3 separate regions of the Homo sapiens genome follow, and all the other regions are linked to region 3. The links are chromatin loops, found by intact Hi-C in ENCODE. Cell type or tissue: B cell. All regions are shown on one strand.

Region 1 (5,000 bases), 49 kb after region 3:
AAAATAATAATTAGCTGGGCGTGGTGGTGCTTGCCTGTAGTCCCCGATACTTGCTTGAGCCCAGGAGTTCAAGTCTGCAGTGAGCTATGATCACATGACTGCACTCCAGCCTTGGTGACAGAGTGAGACCCTGTCTCCAAAAAAAAAAAAAAAAAGAGATGGGTTTGGGGCTGGACTTGTCTTCTTCCAAGAGGTCAGGGCAGTTGCTTCTTCCTCACCGCTAACCACACTCTCAGGGACTCCAAACCACAACTAAGAAAAGGAAAAAGACATAAACAAGAGGCAGTTTCACAGGAAGAGTTCTCCTAATGTGTCTGTGAGCCTAACTTTCCGACTGTGGTTCTCCTCTCTTTCCCTGCCAGCTGTGAGAAAACAAAGCCTAAGGCAGATTAAAAAGCAGGAGGGCTGCTCAGTGTGGTTGCCCTTGGTATCTGTTTACTGAAAAAATCCAAAACAAACATCCGACGCTTCCACCCACTGAAACTTCCTGTGACTCTGCTATCAGCTGTTGCCATGGATTCTCCCAACTGAACCCCACCACATACACTAAACCCAACAGTCCGTGGACCCCAAGTATGCCATCTCTCCAATACAGGACCCCCTGGGCAGCACCCTGGCCACCCTTCCATCCACAACATCCAGACCACACGGCCAAGGGCACCTGACCCTGTCAAAACCCCAAATCCAGCTGGGCGCGGTGGCTCATGCCTGTAATCCCAGCATTTGGGAGGCCGAGGCAGCCGGATCACGAAGTCAGGAGTTCGAGACCAGCCTGACCAACATGGTGAAACCCCGTCTCTACTAAAATACAAAAATTAGCCGGGCGTGGTGGTGCACACCTGTAATCCCAGCTACTCGGGAGGCTGAGGCAGGAGAACCACTTGAACCTGGGAGGCGGAGATTGCAGTGAGCCAAGATAGTGCTACTGCACTCAGCCTGGGCAACAAAATAAGACTCCGTCTCAAAACAGAAAAACAAAAAAAACAAAAAACAACAACAACAACAAAATCCACTAGTCTAGCCCTACATGCTCACCCACTGCTAGCCAGTTTCCACCCTCTACAGCAGAGGTACCCAACCTCTGGGCCAGGGGCCCGTACTGGTCCATAGCCTGTTAGGAACCAGGCTGCATAACAGGAGGTGAGTGGCAGGTGAGTGAAATTTCATCTGTAGTTACAGCCACTCCTCATCACTCGCATTACCACCAGAGCTCCACTCCCTGTCAGATCAGCGGCGGCATTAGATTCTCATAGGAGCTCGAACCCTATTCTAAACTGTTCATGTGAGGGATCTAGGTTGCAAGCTCCCTATGAGAATCTAATGCCTGATGATCTGTCACGGTCTCCCATCACCCCTAGATGGGACCATCTAGTTGCAGGAAAACAAGCTCAGGGCTCCCACTGATTCTACACGATGGTGAATTGTGGAATTATTTCATTATATATATTACAATGTAATAATAATAGAAATAAAGCACACAATAAATGTAATGTGCTTGAATCATCCCGAAACCATCCCACCCTGGTCTGTGAAAAAATTGTCTTCCATGAAACCAGTCCCTGGTGCCAAAAACGTTGAGGACCACTGCTCCACAGAATCTATCGGTCACTCTTCCTCCCCTCACCCCCTTGCCCTAAAAGCACACCCTGCAAACCTGCCATGAATTGACACTCTGTTTCTATCCCTTTTCCCCTTGTGTCTGTGTCTGGAGGAAGAGGATAAAGGACAAGCTGCCCCAAGTCCTAGCGGGCAGCTCGAAGAAGTGAAACTTACACGTTGGTCTCCTGTTTCCTTACCAAGCTTTTACCATGGTAACCCCTGGTCCCGTTCAGCCACCACCACCCCACCCAGCACACCTCCAACCTCAGCCAGACAAGGTTGTTGACACAAGAGAGCCCTCAGGGGCACAGAGAGAGTCTGGACACGTGGGGAGTCAGCCGTGTATCATCGGAGGCGGCCGGGCACATGGCAGGGATGAGGGAAAGACCAAGAGTCCTCTGTTGGGCCCAAGTCCTAGACAGACAAAACCTAGACAATCACGTGGCTGGCTGCATGCCCTGTGGCTGTTGGGCTGGGCCCAGGAGGAGGGAGGGGCGCTCTTTCCTGGAGGTGGTCCAGAGCACCGGGTGGACAGCCCTGGGGGAAAACTTCCACGTTTTGATGGAGGTTATCTTTGATAACTCCACAGTGACCTGGTTCGCCAAAGGAAAAGCAGGCAACGTGAGCTGTTTTTTTTTTCTCCAAGCTGAACACTAGGGGTCCTAGGCTTTTTGGGTCACCCGGCATGGCAGACAGTCAACCTGGCAGGACATCCGGGAGAGACAGACACAGGCAGAGGGCAGAAAGGTCAAGGGAGGTTCTCAGGCCAAGGCTATTGGGGTTTGCTCAATTGTTCCTGAATGCTCTTACACACGTACACACACAGAGCAGCACACACACACACACACACATGCCTCAGCAAGTCCCAGAGAGGGAGGTGTCGAGGGGGACCCGCTGGCTGTTCAGACGGACTCCCAGAGCCAGTGAGTGGGTGGGGCTGGAACATGAGTTCATCTATTTCCTGCCCACATCTGGTATAAAAGGAGGCAGTGGCCCACAGAGGAGCACAGCTGTGTTTGGCTGCAGGGCCAAGAGCGCTGTCAAGAAGACCCACACGCCCCCCTCCAGCAGCTGAATTCCTGCAGCTCAGCAGCCGCCGCCAGAGCAGGACGAACCGCCAATCGCAAGGCACCTCTGAGAACTTCAGGTAGGAGAAAAGCAAACTCCCTCCAACCTCTTACTTCGGGCTTAAGGCAGAGAACTCGCCTCCCCAGAATCTCCTCCCTCCATGATCCCCCGCTATTCCTCTATTTTCTTTTCCTCGGACCTGCAGCCTTGGGTCGACCCTGCCCTAGGGGTGACTGCAGGAGAGCAGGGAGGATGGTCAGGCGTCACCAACAACCCCATCACCCAGTAACAAGAACCTTGACTCTCTCAGTCCCTCTGCATCAAGACACTTACCCATTTCCCACCTCATGCCTGCTAACTTGAATGAAACAATCGCTGGGAAAGCATTAAGAGAATTAAGGCTGGGCACTGTGGCTCATGCCTGTAATCCCAGCACTTTGTGAGGCTGAGGCAGGCAGATAACTTGAGCCCAGGAGTTTGAGACCAGCCTGGGCAACATGGCAAAACCCTGCTCTCCCAAAAAAATACAAAAATTAGCTGGGCGTGCTGGTGTGCCTGTATTCCCAGCTACTTGGGAGGCTGAGGTGGGAGGATTGCTTCAGCTGGGGAGGCGGAGGCTGCAGGGAGCCAAGACTGAGCCATTGCACCCAGCCTGGGTGACAGAGCAAGACCCTGTCTCTAAAAATGAATGAAAGGAAGGAAGAAAGAGAGAGAAAGAGAGAGAGGAAAGAAGGAAGGAAGTAAAGAAGAAAGAAAGAAAGAAAGAGGAAAGAGGAAGAAAGAAAGAAAAGAAAGAAAAGAAAAGAAAGCAAATTTAAAGCTTATGCAAATCAAAGATGTTGTGATAATTGATAATTGAGTCTGGGCTAAATTCCCCCTGGGCTGCAAAGGCAGAGAGTGGTAATGACTTCTCACCTGCTTTTCTTCTAAGGCTTTTTTACGGGACACAGAGGGAAGGGAGATGGACTGGATTCCAAGATTCCCACAGGGCAAGATGGGCGAAGACTCCCTGCCACTGCCCGGGGATAAGTCAGTCTGAGTGAGACGGAGTGGGATGGGCTTAGAACCTGAACATGTCATGGTCTCTTCCTGCACCTTGCCCTAGTGTTCACTTACCACCTGCTTGCAGGAAACAAGAAGAGCAGGGCCCACAGCTGGCCAGCTCCCCTCCCCTCCCGCCTGTCTTCCAGAACGATTCCTTCACCAGCCCTCTTTCCATTGCTCTAGGATGCAGATGTCTCCAGCCCTCACCTGCCTAGTCCTGGGCCTGGCCCTTGTCTTTGGTGAAGGGTCTGCTGTGCACCATCCCCCATCCTACGTGGCCCACCTGGCCTCAGACTTCGGGGTGAGGGTGTTTCAGCAGGTGGCGCAGGCCTCCAAGGACCGCAACGTGGTTTTCTCACCCTATGGGGTGGCCTCGGTGTTGGCCATGCTCCAGCTGACAACAGGAGGAGAAACCCAGCAGCAGATTCAAGCAGCTATGGGATTCAAGATTGATGGTGAGCCACGGGACACCAGGGGAGGTGGGTGGCATGCAGAACAGACCTACCAGAAGCCAAGGAAAGGCTGGCTCTGGCTTAGCCGAGCCAAGCCCCATACAGCTGTGCTGCAGGGGCCACCCCATCTTCTTCCCACTACACTCCAAGTCACTGGACCCTTGAATCTCCAAGGGTGTCTGACCAGTAGATTTACCGCTTATTCACCACCGTGTGATCTTAACCTCGTTAAGTTTGCCCATCTACAAAATGAGGATTATTTGCTGTCCTAAAGAATTCATGAGCCGGGCGCGGTGGCTCAAACGCCTGTAATCCCAGCACTTTGGGAGGCCAAGGCGGGCGGATCATGAGGTCAGGAGATCAAGACCATCCTGGCTAACACAGTGAAACTCCATCTCTACTAAAAATACAAAAAAAATTAGCCAGGCGTGGTGGCAGGCGCCTGTAGTCCCAGCTACTCGGGAGGCTGAGGCAGGAGAATGGCATGAACCCAGGAGGCAGAGCTTGCAGTGAGCTGAGATCGTGCCACTGCACTCCAGCCTGGGCGACAGAGAGAGACTCCGTCTCAAAAAAAAAAAATAAAAGAATTCATGGAATTACACTTGTGAAATACTTAGCATAGCCATCACTATAGGAAAAAAATCTAAGGCCAGGCACAGTGCCTCATGCCTGTAATCTCAGCACTTTCGGAGTTTGAGGCAGGAGGATCACCCAAGGCTAGGAGTTCAAGGCCAGCCTGGGCAATACGGTGAAACCCCGTCTCTAATAAAAATATAAAAATTAGTCTGATGAGGTGGTGCACCTGTAATCCCAGCTACTCAGGAAGCTGAGACACAA
Region 2 (5,000 bases), 280 kb before region 3:
GGGCAGGCGTGGTGGTTCATGCCTGTAATTTCAGGACTTTGGGAGGCCAAGGCGGGAGGATCACTTGAGCCAGGAGTTCAAGACCAGCCTGGTAACATAGCAAGACCCCATCTCTACAAAAAATCACGAAAATTAACCGGGTGTGGTGGCATGTGCCCATAGTCCCAGCTACTTGGAAAGCAGGCTGAGGGGGAGGATTGCTTGAGCCCAGGAGTTCAAGGCTGCAGAAAGCTATGATCGCACCACTGCACTCCAGCCTGAGCAATAGAGCCAGACTCTGTCTAAAAAGGCTTATGGCAAACAGAAAACATTGCGGGGGTTGGGGAGGGGGCACTAAGACCTTGGAGTCCCTGGAGGTGAGAACCTCCTGGAGGAAGAAGCAGACACACCTAGAGATTTAGAGAGATGAGGTCCCCTGGGGTAGCAAGCAATCCCCAAAAGGGAGTACCCCTCAGTCCCCACCCTTCCCGTCTCACGTTCGACCTAATGTCTCTTCCCCGCACCCAGAAGCATCTAACCTGGTGGGCGTCCTACTGGGACTGCTGGTGCCTGTGGTGGTCGTACTACTGGCCGTGACCAGAGAGTGCATTTACAGAACGAGGAGGAAGAGGTGAGTCCTGGGAAGGAGAGAGGAAGGGCGGGTGGGGTGTGCAAACCGGGAAGCGGCTGGGCCCGTAAAGGGCCACTTGGGGACCCATGTCTATTCCCCCATGCCTTCTAGAGAGAAAACGCAGGAGGGAGACAGACTGGCCAGGCTGGTGGACACAGGTGAGAACCAACCCCACAGCCCGGAACCTCGGGGCCTAGAGTTGAGTCTCCTCTCATACATGGTTTTCTTGCTTTCTCCTCAGATACTGTTCTGGACTGTGCCTGTTAAGTTGCTCAGTTTTGAGCTGTCTTCAGACAAGAAGATTAAATAAATTTATATATTTATTTATTTGAGACAGGGTCTTGCTCTGTCGCCAGGCTGGAGTGCAGTGGCACGATCACAGCTCACTGCAGCCTCAACCTCCTGGGCCTCCTGCCTCAGCCTCCTGGGTAGCTGAGACTGCAGGCATGCGTCACCACGAAGGCTAAATTTTAACATTTTTGTTTTTGTAGAGATGGGGGCGGGTCTCACTATGTAGCCCAGGCTGGTCTCAAACTCCTGGCCTCCAGCAATCCTCCCGCCTTGGCCTTCCAGAGCCCTGTGATTACAGGCATGAGCCATGGTGTCTGGCCAAAATTATTTATTTTTGTTTCAGTTTTTTGTTGAGATGGAGTCTCGCTCTGTCTCCCAGGCTGGAGTACAGTGGTGTGATCTCTGTTCACTGCAACCTCCACCTCCTGGGTTCAAGCGATTCTCCTGCCTCAGCCTCCTGAGTAGATGGGATTACAAGTACACACCACCTTGCCTGGCTAATTTCTGTATTTTTAGTAGAGACGAGGTTTCGCCATGTTGGCCAAGCTGGTCTCGAACTCCTGACCTCAAGTGATCTGCCCGACTTGGCCTCCCAAAGTGCTGGGATTATAGGCATGAGCCACCACGCCTGGCCCAAAATTATGTATTTTTGAGACGTGAATGTCCACATGATTATAGTGGAGGAAGTTGGGTCTTGGAGGGAGGAAAATGAGGGAGAGAGGCACGTGGAGGCCTAGGTAGGGCTGGGTTCTGTGCAAAATGTCTAGAGGGGAGAGGAACCTAGGTTTGAGGTGAGGGTGTTGTCCCTTAGAGAAAGCCACATGCGGGTGGCACATTCAGTCCCGGCGAGGCTGACATCACTAGGGGAGACAGAAGGAGCAGGGAGGGCAGAAGGAACAGGGCGGGCAGGGGAATGGAGGGTGGGATGCAGCCCCAGACCCTCGGCTTCTGATTTAGGAGAAGACTTCACCTCAGGAATCCGAGTGCTTAGAGGACGTGGCCTCTGGCTCCCCACCAAGGTGATTCTGAGAAATTTTACATGTCAAGTACAGACTAAGGTTGGGGAATGTGGCTTTTTTTTCTTTTTCTTTTTTTTTAGAGACAAGGTCTCACTCTGTTGCCCAGGCTAGAGTGTAGTGGTGCAGTCATAGCTCACTGCAGCCTTGACCCCCGGGGCTCAAACGATCCTCCCATCTCAGCCTCCTGAGTAGCTGGGACTACAGGCATGCACCACTACGCCTGGCTAATTTTGATATTTTTTAGAAGAGATAGGGTCTCACTATGTTGCCTAAACTGGTCTTGAACTCCTGGGCTCAAAGAGCTCAGCCTGCCTCCACCTCCCAAAGTACAAGGAATACACGTGACCACCTTACCCAGCCAAACGTGGCCTGCCCGCCTTTCCTTCCTTCCTTCCTTCCCTCCTTCCTTCCTTCCTCCATCCTTTCCTCCCTCCTTCCCTTCCTTTTCTTCCTCTTACTCTCTCCTTCCTTCGTTTTTCCTTCCTTCCTTCCTTCCTTCCTTCCTTCCTTCCTTTCTCCCTCCCTCCCTCCCTCTCTCTCTCTCTCTCTCTGTTTTCTTTCTTTCTCTCTCCCCTCTGTCCCTCCCTTCCTTATTTAGAGACAGGTGCTTCCTCTGTTACCCAGGCTGGAGTGCAGTGGCGCAATCATAGTTCACCCCCCAAAGTCCCTCCCACACCTCCTCGAGGGAACAAAACATGGGTGATGTGTCACCAAGGGAAGAGGGGACAGAGGACTCAAGAGCCCGAGGGACCCCAGAAGAGGGCTGTAGAGGTGAGAAATTGAGGGCAAGTCTCCCTGGGCTGGGAAGGGCCCAAGCTGTGATTTGGGGTCCAGCACTGACACAAACACGACAACAGGGGGCGACTGAGGTGCAGAAGTGGAAAAAGCAGGTCGGGCGTGGTGTAATCCCAGCGCCTTGGGAGGCTGAGGGGGAGGACTGCTTGAGGCCAGGAGTTTGAGATCAACCTGGGCAACATTATGAGGCCCCCTGTCTCTACAAAGAATAAAACATCAGCTGGGCATGGTGGCGTGCGCCTGGAGGATTCCCAACTACTCAGGAGGCTGAGATGGGAGCTTGAATTCTTGGGCTCAAGCCTCAGCCTCTCAAGTAGCCAGGACTATAGGCGCATGTCACCACGTCCTGGCTAAAAAAAGTGGCTTTTTCCAAAAAAAGCAAATCAGCCTGTGACCCTCTGGAGAGGCCCCCACCCCCGGTATTCCTCCATTTTCCAAAAGGGGCTAGGGGTTACTGAGGGCGGGGTCTGGGGTCTGGGTTGCTGAAGAATTCTGACCTCTATCCTACTAGGAGTGACCCACTCACCCCAGCCTGAGGCCAAGGTGCAAACATCCCGCCCCCTCCCTCGGGACCTCTGCCTCCCATCAGGCAGGTCCTTGCTTGGAAGTGGGGGCTGGGACGTCTTGCTTGTGCTCTAAGAAGGAAGGCTTGCTGGGTGCGGTGGCTCACACCTGTAATCCCAGCACTTTGGGAGGCCGAGGCGGGCGGATCACGAGGTCAGGAGATCGAGACCATGCTGGCTAACACGGTGAAACCCCATCTCTACTAAAAATACAAAAAAAAATTAGCCGGGTGTGGCAGCTGGCGCCTGTAGTCCCAGCTACTCAGGAAGCTGAGGCAGGAGAATGGCGTGAACCCGGGAGACAGAGCTTGCAGTGAGCTGAGATCGTGCCACTGGAAGGAATGGAAGGCTGCCAATTGGGCTGGGGGAAGATCAGGATGTAGGACCCCAAAGGGGATTTGGGTTTGGGGATGTCAAAACGGAGGACAGGCTGGGTGTGGTGGCTCACGCCTGTAATCCCAGTGCTTTGGGAGGCTGAGGAGGGAGAATTGCTTGAGATCAGGAGTTGGAGACCAGCTTGAGCAACATAGCGAGTCCCTGTCTCTACAAAAATGTAAAGAATTATTGGGTGACTGAGGCGGGAGGATTGTTTGAACCCAGGAGTTCCAAGCTGCAGTGAGCTATGACTGCACCACTGCACTCCAGCCTGGGCAACAGAACGAGACCCTGTCTCTAAAGAAACAACCAACCAACCAACCAACCAGGGAGGATACTGAGTTCTAGAAATGTGTTATACTCTGCGCTTATCCTCTGGGATGACACGCCCTGAGGTCACCTTTATGGGAATGAAGCAAGACCCAAACCCGGGAAGGGAGGGTCCTGCCCAGCGAGACTCTCCCTTGCCCTAGCTGGAAGAGCATTCATGGTGGGGAGCTGGATGTGGCAGGAAGGCTCAGGGCAGCCTGGAGCTCTTGGGGCTGGACCTCAGGGGGCTTCTGCAGCCCCCTGCCCTGACCCCAGCTCCCCACACCGGGTCTTCACTCTTGGCCTCTCTGCTGCACCTCTGCAATGCCCATTAACCTTTCTTTCTCCAGCTACAGCTCTCTAGGACACCTTATCTAGCCCGGATGTCTGGTTGGCAGGGGAAGAGGGTGGGCCTGGGCAACATCCTCTGGATGGACCCCCCGAGTCCCTCCCACACCTCCTCAGGGGTACAAAACATGGGTGATGTGTCACCAAGGGAAAGGGGACAGAGAAGAGCCTGAGGGACTCCAGAAGAGGGCTGTAGAGGTGGGAAATTGAGACAAGCCTCCCTGGACCGGGAAGGGCCCCAGCTGTGATTTGGGGTCCAGCACTGACCCAAACACGTCAACAGGGGGCGACTCAAGTGCAGAAATGGAAAAAGGTTGGGCGCGGTGGCTCACGCCTGTAATCCTAGTACCTTGGGAGGCTGGGAGGGGAGGATAGCTTGAGGCCAGGAGTTTGAGATCAGCCTGGGCAACATTGTGAGACCCCCCCCAACCCGTCTCTACAAAAAATAAAAAAAATCAGCTGGGTGTGGTAGTGTGTGCCTGGAGGATTCCCAGCCACTCGGGAGGCTGAGATGGGAGGATCCCTTGCGCCCAGGAGTTCAAGGTTACAGTGAACTATGATCATTCCACTGCACTCCAGCCTGAGTGACAGAGTGAGGCCCTGTCTCAAAAAAAAAAAAAAAAAAAAAAAAAAAAAGAAAAAGAAAAAGAAAAAGCAATGGACCAGGTTAAGCCAGGCTGGTCCTTGTCA
Region 3 (5,000 bases):
GTGGGTCCCAGAGAAAAAGGAGAACAAAGGCAGACATTGTTCACTGGTAGGGGCATGCAAGGTCAAGCAGGGAACTGGCTTTCTTGTGTTGTTGTTGTTGTTTTTTTAATTTTTATTTATTTTTGAGATGGAGTCTCACTCTGTCGCCCAGGCTGGAGTGCAGTGGAGCGATCTCGGCTCACTGCAATCTCTATCTCCCGGGCTCAAGCGATTCTCCTGCCTCAGCCTCCTGAGTAGCTGGGATTACAGGTGCCGGCCACCACGCCCAGCTAATTTTTGTATTTTTAGTAGAGATGGGGTTTCACCATTTTGGCCAGGCTGGTCTCGAACTCCTGACCTTGTGATCCCCTCACCTCGGCCTCCCAGAGTGCTGGGATTACAGGCGTGAGCCACTGCACCCGGCCTCTTGTGTTTTTAAGATGGGAAATAGGCTAGGCACTGTGTCTCTACTGTGACCCCAGCACTTTGAGAGGCCAAGGCGGGAGGATCACTTGAGGCCAGGAGTTTGAGACCAGCCTGGGCAACACAGTGAGACCCCCCCCCATCTCTACAAAAGATAAAATAGCCGGGTGCAGTGGCTCACTCCTGTAATCCCAGCACTTTGGACTTTGGGAGGCTGAGGCGAGTGGATTGCCTGAGCTCAGGAGTTTGAGATCAGCCTGGGGAACACGGTGAAACCCTGTCTTTACTAAAAATACAAAAAATTAGCTAGCTGTGGCAGCATGTGCCTGTAATCCCAGCTACTCGGGAGGCTGAAGTGAGAAAATCGCTTGAGCCTGGGAGTTCAAGCCTGCAGTGAGCTATGGTCACAGCACTGCACTGCAGCCTGGGTGACAGAGCAAGACCCTGTCTCTAAAAACAAAAACAAAAACAAGAACAAAAGATGGAAAATATGCTAAAAGGATCTAGTGGCAAAAGGAAATCTCAGTAACACTGACTCTGTCTTTACTTAAAATTGTGATATTATGTTTATTATGGATGTCTTGTAATTTTATTTTTTAAGTATTGCATTGAAATATTAATTATTAACATATCCACAAAAAATGTATGCTGATTAGTAACATTTTTGGTGCTTCTTTAGATGTTATATCTGAGACCCTGGTGGAAGGAGTAGTAAAAGGAGAAAATGGAATCTTTGAGGGAGTTTTCCTGGTATAAACAGGAACTGGAGGCCAGGCACTGTGGCTCATGCCTGTAATCCCAGCACTTTGGGAGGCTGAGATGGGCGGATCACCTGAGGTCAGGAGTTCAAGACCAGCCTGGCCAACATGGTGAAACCCCATCTCTGCTAAAAAATACAACAATTAGCCAAGTGTGGTGGCGGGCGCCTGTAATCCCAGCTACTCAGGAGGCTGAGGCAGGAGATGCATGAACCCAGGAGGTGGAAGTTGCAGTGAGCCGAGATCACGCCACTGCACTCCAGCCTGGGCGACAGAGCAAGACTCCGTCTCACAAAACAGAACAAACAGGAACTGAGGATGGGCCCCTGGGTCTGGCAGCCTAGAAGGGACACATAGGGCCTATGATGATTGGCAGGAGCAACCACAGGCTGACAGGGACCTCCCCAGGCTCTGCCCACTGGTCTATGCACCGTCCCTGCCCTTCTCCAGCTGCCTGGCACAGCTGAACATGCAGGGACATGGTATTGTCATGGGGTCTTATAAGAGCTGCTATGGACACTGATGGGGAGAGTGACCACGCAAGAACAGTCATTCTAGAATTAGTCCACAGAATTGGCTAAGGAGGAAAAGACAAGGAAGGCAGTAGTTGCCGTGGCAACATTATGGTTTACTGGATGAAGGAAAGGTGGTTTTTATGGGTGACTGGGTAATTGACTATCGCCCGGAGCCAGCAGGCAGCGTTAGCAGGGGACAGAGCTCCCTCTAGTGGGCCTGGATGGCAAAGATGGTTCAGAGTGGATGGTGCTGCGGGCACTGGGAGCACAGGTATGCCTAGCAATTGGGGAACAGGCAGAGGAAGAGAAGCCAGCAGGGCAGAGGGGAGGGGGCAGAGGAGGAGGGGGAAGAGGGGGCGTCGACCTAGAGAGGCGTGAGTTTTGAGAAGGAAGTGATCACAGCTTCAAAAGTCAGAGAGGTTTATAGGATAAAAGGTAAAAAGAGGCTACCTGGGCTGCCACACATGTTTCGCTATCACTACACATCTGATCCTGAAGCCTTGGCACTGGGAGAAGAGGGATGGGCCTAGGATTACAATTTTACTTTTTTTTCTTCTTTTCTTTTTTTTTCTTTTTTCTTCTTTTTTCTTTTTCTTTTCTTTTCTTTTCTTTTTTTCTTTTTTTTTTTTTTTTGATGTAGAATCTCACTCTGTCGCCCAGGATGGAGTGCAGTGGCACGATCTCAGCTCACTGCAACCTCCACCTCCCAGGTTCAAGCGATTTTCCTGCCTCAGCCTTCCAAGCAGCTGGATTACAGGCGCCCGCCACCAGGCCTGACTAATTTTTGTATTTTTGTAGAGACAGTGTTTCACCATCTTGGCCAGGCTGGTCTCAAACTCCTGACCTCAAGTAATCCACCTGCCTTGGCCTCTCAAAGTGCTGGATTACAGGCATGAGCCACCACGCCTGGCCTAATATTTTATATTTTAAAATTTGCTTCATTGGGCTATAATTTATATAAACTAAAAACCATCCATTTAAGTATATAGTTCAATGAGTTTTGACAAGTGTACATAGTCGAGTAATTGCCAACACAATCCTGATACAGTACATTATAAAAATAAAGAAATTGACATTGGTCCAATACCATTAACTAGACTACAGATCTTACTCAGATTGCAGTAGTTTTTACATGCACTCATGTGTGTGTGTGCATGTATGTGTGTGTGTGTGTCTGCATAGTTCTATGCAATTTTTAAAAAATATTTTTTATTTTTTTGGCTGGGTGCAGTGGCTCACGCCTGTAATCCCTGAACTTTGGGAGGCCAAGGCTGAGGTCAGGAGTTCAAGACCAGCCTGGCCAACATGGTGAAACTCCATCTCCACTAAAAATACAAAAATTAGCCAGGTGGGCGCCCGTAGTCCCAGCTACTCAAGAGGCTGAGGAAGGAGAATCTCTTGAACCCGGGAGGTGGAGGTTCCAGTGAGCCTAGATCGTGCCACTGTACTCCTATTTCTTTCTTTCTTTTTTTTTTTTTCCTGCTTTCTGGATGATTTCCTTAATTAAAACCTTCCAATTACTATGGCTTCAGGCCAGGTGCAGTGGCTCACACCTGTAATCTCAGCACTTTGGGAGGCCGAGGTGGGCGGATCATGAGGTCAGGAAATCAAGACCAGCCTGGCCAATATGGTGAAACCCCATCTCTACTAAAAATACAAAAATTGGCCAGGCGTGGTGGCACGCGCCTGTATTCCCAGCTACTCGGGAGGCTGGGGCCGAAGAATCTCTTGAACCCAGGACGCAGAGGTTGCAGTGAGCTAAGATTGAGCCACTGCATTCCAGCCTAGGCGACAGAGCGAGACCCTCTCAAACAAACAAAAAACCGTGATGGCAGATTTGAAAGACACAATAGAAGGGTTGGAAGGTTTTAATTAAGGAAGTCATCCAGAAAGCAGGAAAAAAAAAAAAGCCGGGCGCAGTGGCTCATGCCTGTAATCCCAGCACTTTGGAAGGTCGAGGCGGGCGGGTCACCTGAGATCGGGAGTTCGAGACCAGCCTGACCAACATGGAGAAACCCCGTCTCTACTAAAAATACAAAATCAGCTGGGCATGGTGGCACATACCTGTAATCCCAGCTACTCGGGAGGCTGAGGCAGGAGAATTGCTTGAACCTGGGAGGCGGAGGTTGCGGTGAGCCGAGATCACGCCATTGCACTCCAGCCTGGGCAACAAGAGCGAAACTCCATCTCAAAAAAAAAAAAAAAAAAAAAAAGAAACAGGAAAAAGAAAAGAGAAGAGAAAATATAAAATTAGAGGAATCACTCAGGAGGCGCAACTCTGAATGGTGAGAGCTCAGAGGAAGAAGCAGAGAAAATGGAGGGGAGAGAATTTCCACAAAATCCTTGAGAGAATTTCCCACACCTCAAGGCACCTGTTGGCAGATTTTTTTTTTTTTGAGATGGAGTCTCACTGTGTTGCCCAGGCTAGAGTGCAATGAATGCAATGGCACAATCTCACCTCACAGAAACCTCCGCCTTCCCCACTCAAGGGATTCTCCTGCCTCAGCCTCCAGAGTAGCTGGGATTACAGACGCCCCGCCACCACACCCGGCTAATTTTGTATTTTAGTAGAGATGAGGTTTCACCATGTTGGCCAGGCTGGTCTCGAACTCCTGACCTCAAGTGATCCACCCACCTCAGCCTCCCAAAGTGCTGAGATTACAGGCGTGAGCCACTGTGCCCAGCCATGTTGGCAGATTTAAAAGAGCCACTACATGCCCAGCAGGATGTACTCACTGTGAAATTCTGAACACTGGGATCAAAGAACATTCTGAAAGCTTCCAAAGGGTACTGGATCCTTGAGAGCTCATTGCTTAGCACTTTGGGAGGCTGACACGGGAGGACCACCTGAAGCCAGGAGTTCAAGACCACACTGCCCAACATAGCGAGACCCTGTTTCAATAAGAAATAATAAATAAAAATTATTTAAAAAAGAATTCTATGGGCTGGTTGTTAAATAGTGGTGGTGTGCATGATTTTTGTTTGTTTGTTTGTTTGTTTTTTGAGACGGAGTCTCGCTCTGTCGCCCAGGCTGGAGTGCAGTGGCGCGATCTCGGCTCACTGCAAGCTCCGCCTCCTGGGTTCATGGCATTCTCCTGCCTCAGCCTCCTGAGTGGCTGTGACTACAGGCATCCGCCACCACGCCCAGCTAATTTTTTCGTCTTTTTTAGTAGAGACGGGGTTTCACTGTGTTAGCCAGGATGGTCTTGATCCCCTGACCTCGTGATCCACCCGCCTCGGCCTCCCAAAGTGCTGGGATTACAGCTGTGAGCCACTGTGCCCGGCCCAGGGTTTTTTTTTTTTTAAGAGGAGGTGACAGTTTACT

Evidence for each region. Peaks named below come from ENCODE experiments on the same cell type or tissue, not always from the same donor. Only the 100,000 strongest peaks of a DNase experiment are listed, where the experiment ranks them.
Region 1: a loop joins it to region 3, with 2.9 times the contacts of the local background. A loop is called at or near these places in 30 of 110 quality-filtered maps.
Region 2: it touches region 3 in a loop (4-fold over the local background); 5 of 110 quality-filtered maps call a loop at or near these places.

Annotation. Positions count from the first base shown.
Region 1 is chr7:101,124,499-101,129,498 of GRCh38, forward strand. It overlaps SERPINE1 (serpin family E member 1), which reads left to right and starts at 2,606. Exons shown (of 9, transcript NM_000602.5): 1 at 2,606-2,746; 2 at 3,895-4,166. The coding sequence starts at 3,896. RefSeq lists enhancers at 1,482-2,261, 3,042-3,821, 3,822-4,601. In B cell, no CTCF peak of the experiment used is centred here; a DNase peak (open chromatin) is centred at 2,443; H3K4me3 peaks cover 847 bases; H3K27me3 peaks cover 1,405 bases.
Region 2 is chr7:100,796,856-100,801,855 of GRCh38, forward strand. ZAN (zonadhesin) reads left to right here. Exons shown (of 48, transcript NM_003386.3): 46 at 511-610; 47 at 722-768; 48 at 852-942. The coding sequence ends at 877. Among named protein-coding and RNA genes, the nearest start is that of EPHB4, 28 kb to the right of the region's middle. RefSeq lists enhancers at 2,608-2,667, 4,611-5,000 and a silencer at 2,672-2,966. In B cell, CTCF peaks have their summits at 2,805 and 3,006; DNase peaks (open chromatin) are centred at 2,766 and 4,543.
Region 3 is chr7:101,075,885-101,080,884 of GRCh38, forward strand. No RefSeq gene overlaps it. Among named protein-coding and RNA genes, the nearest start is that of TRIM56, 7.1 kb to the right of the region's middle. In B cell, CTCF peaks have their summits at 1,902 (motif pointing left) and 2,115; a DNase peak (open chromatin) is centred at 1,887; H3K27ac peaks cover 396 bases.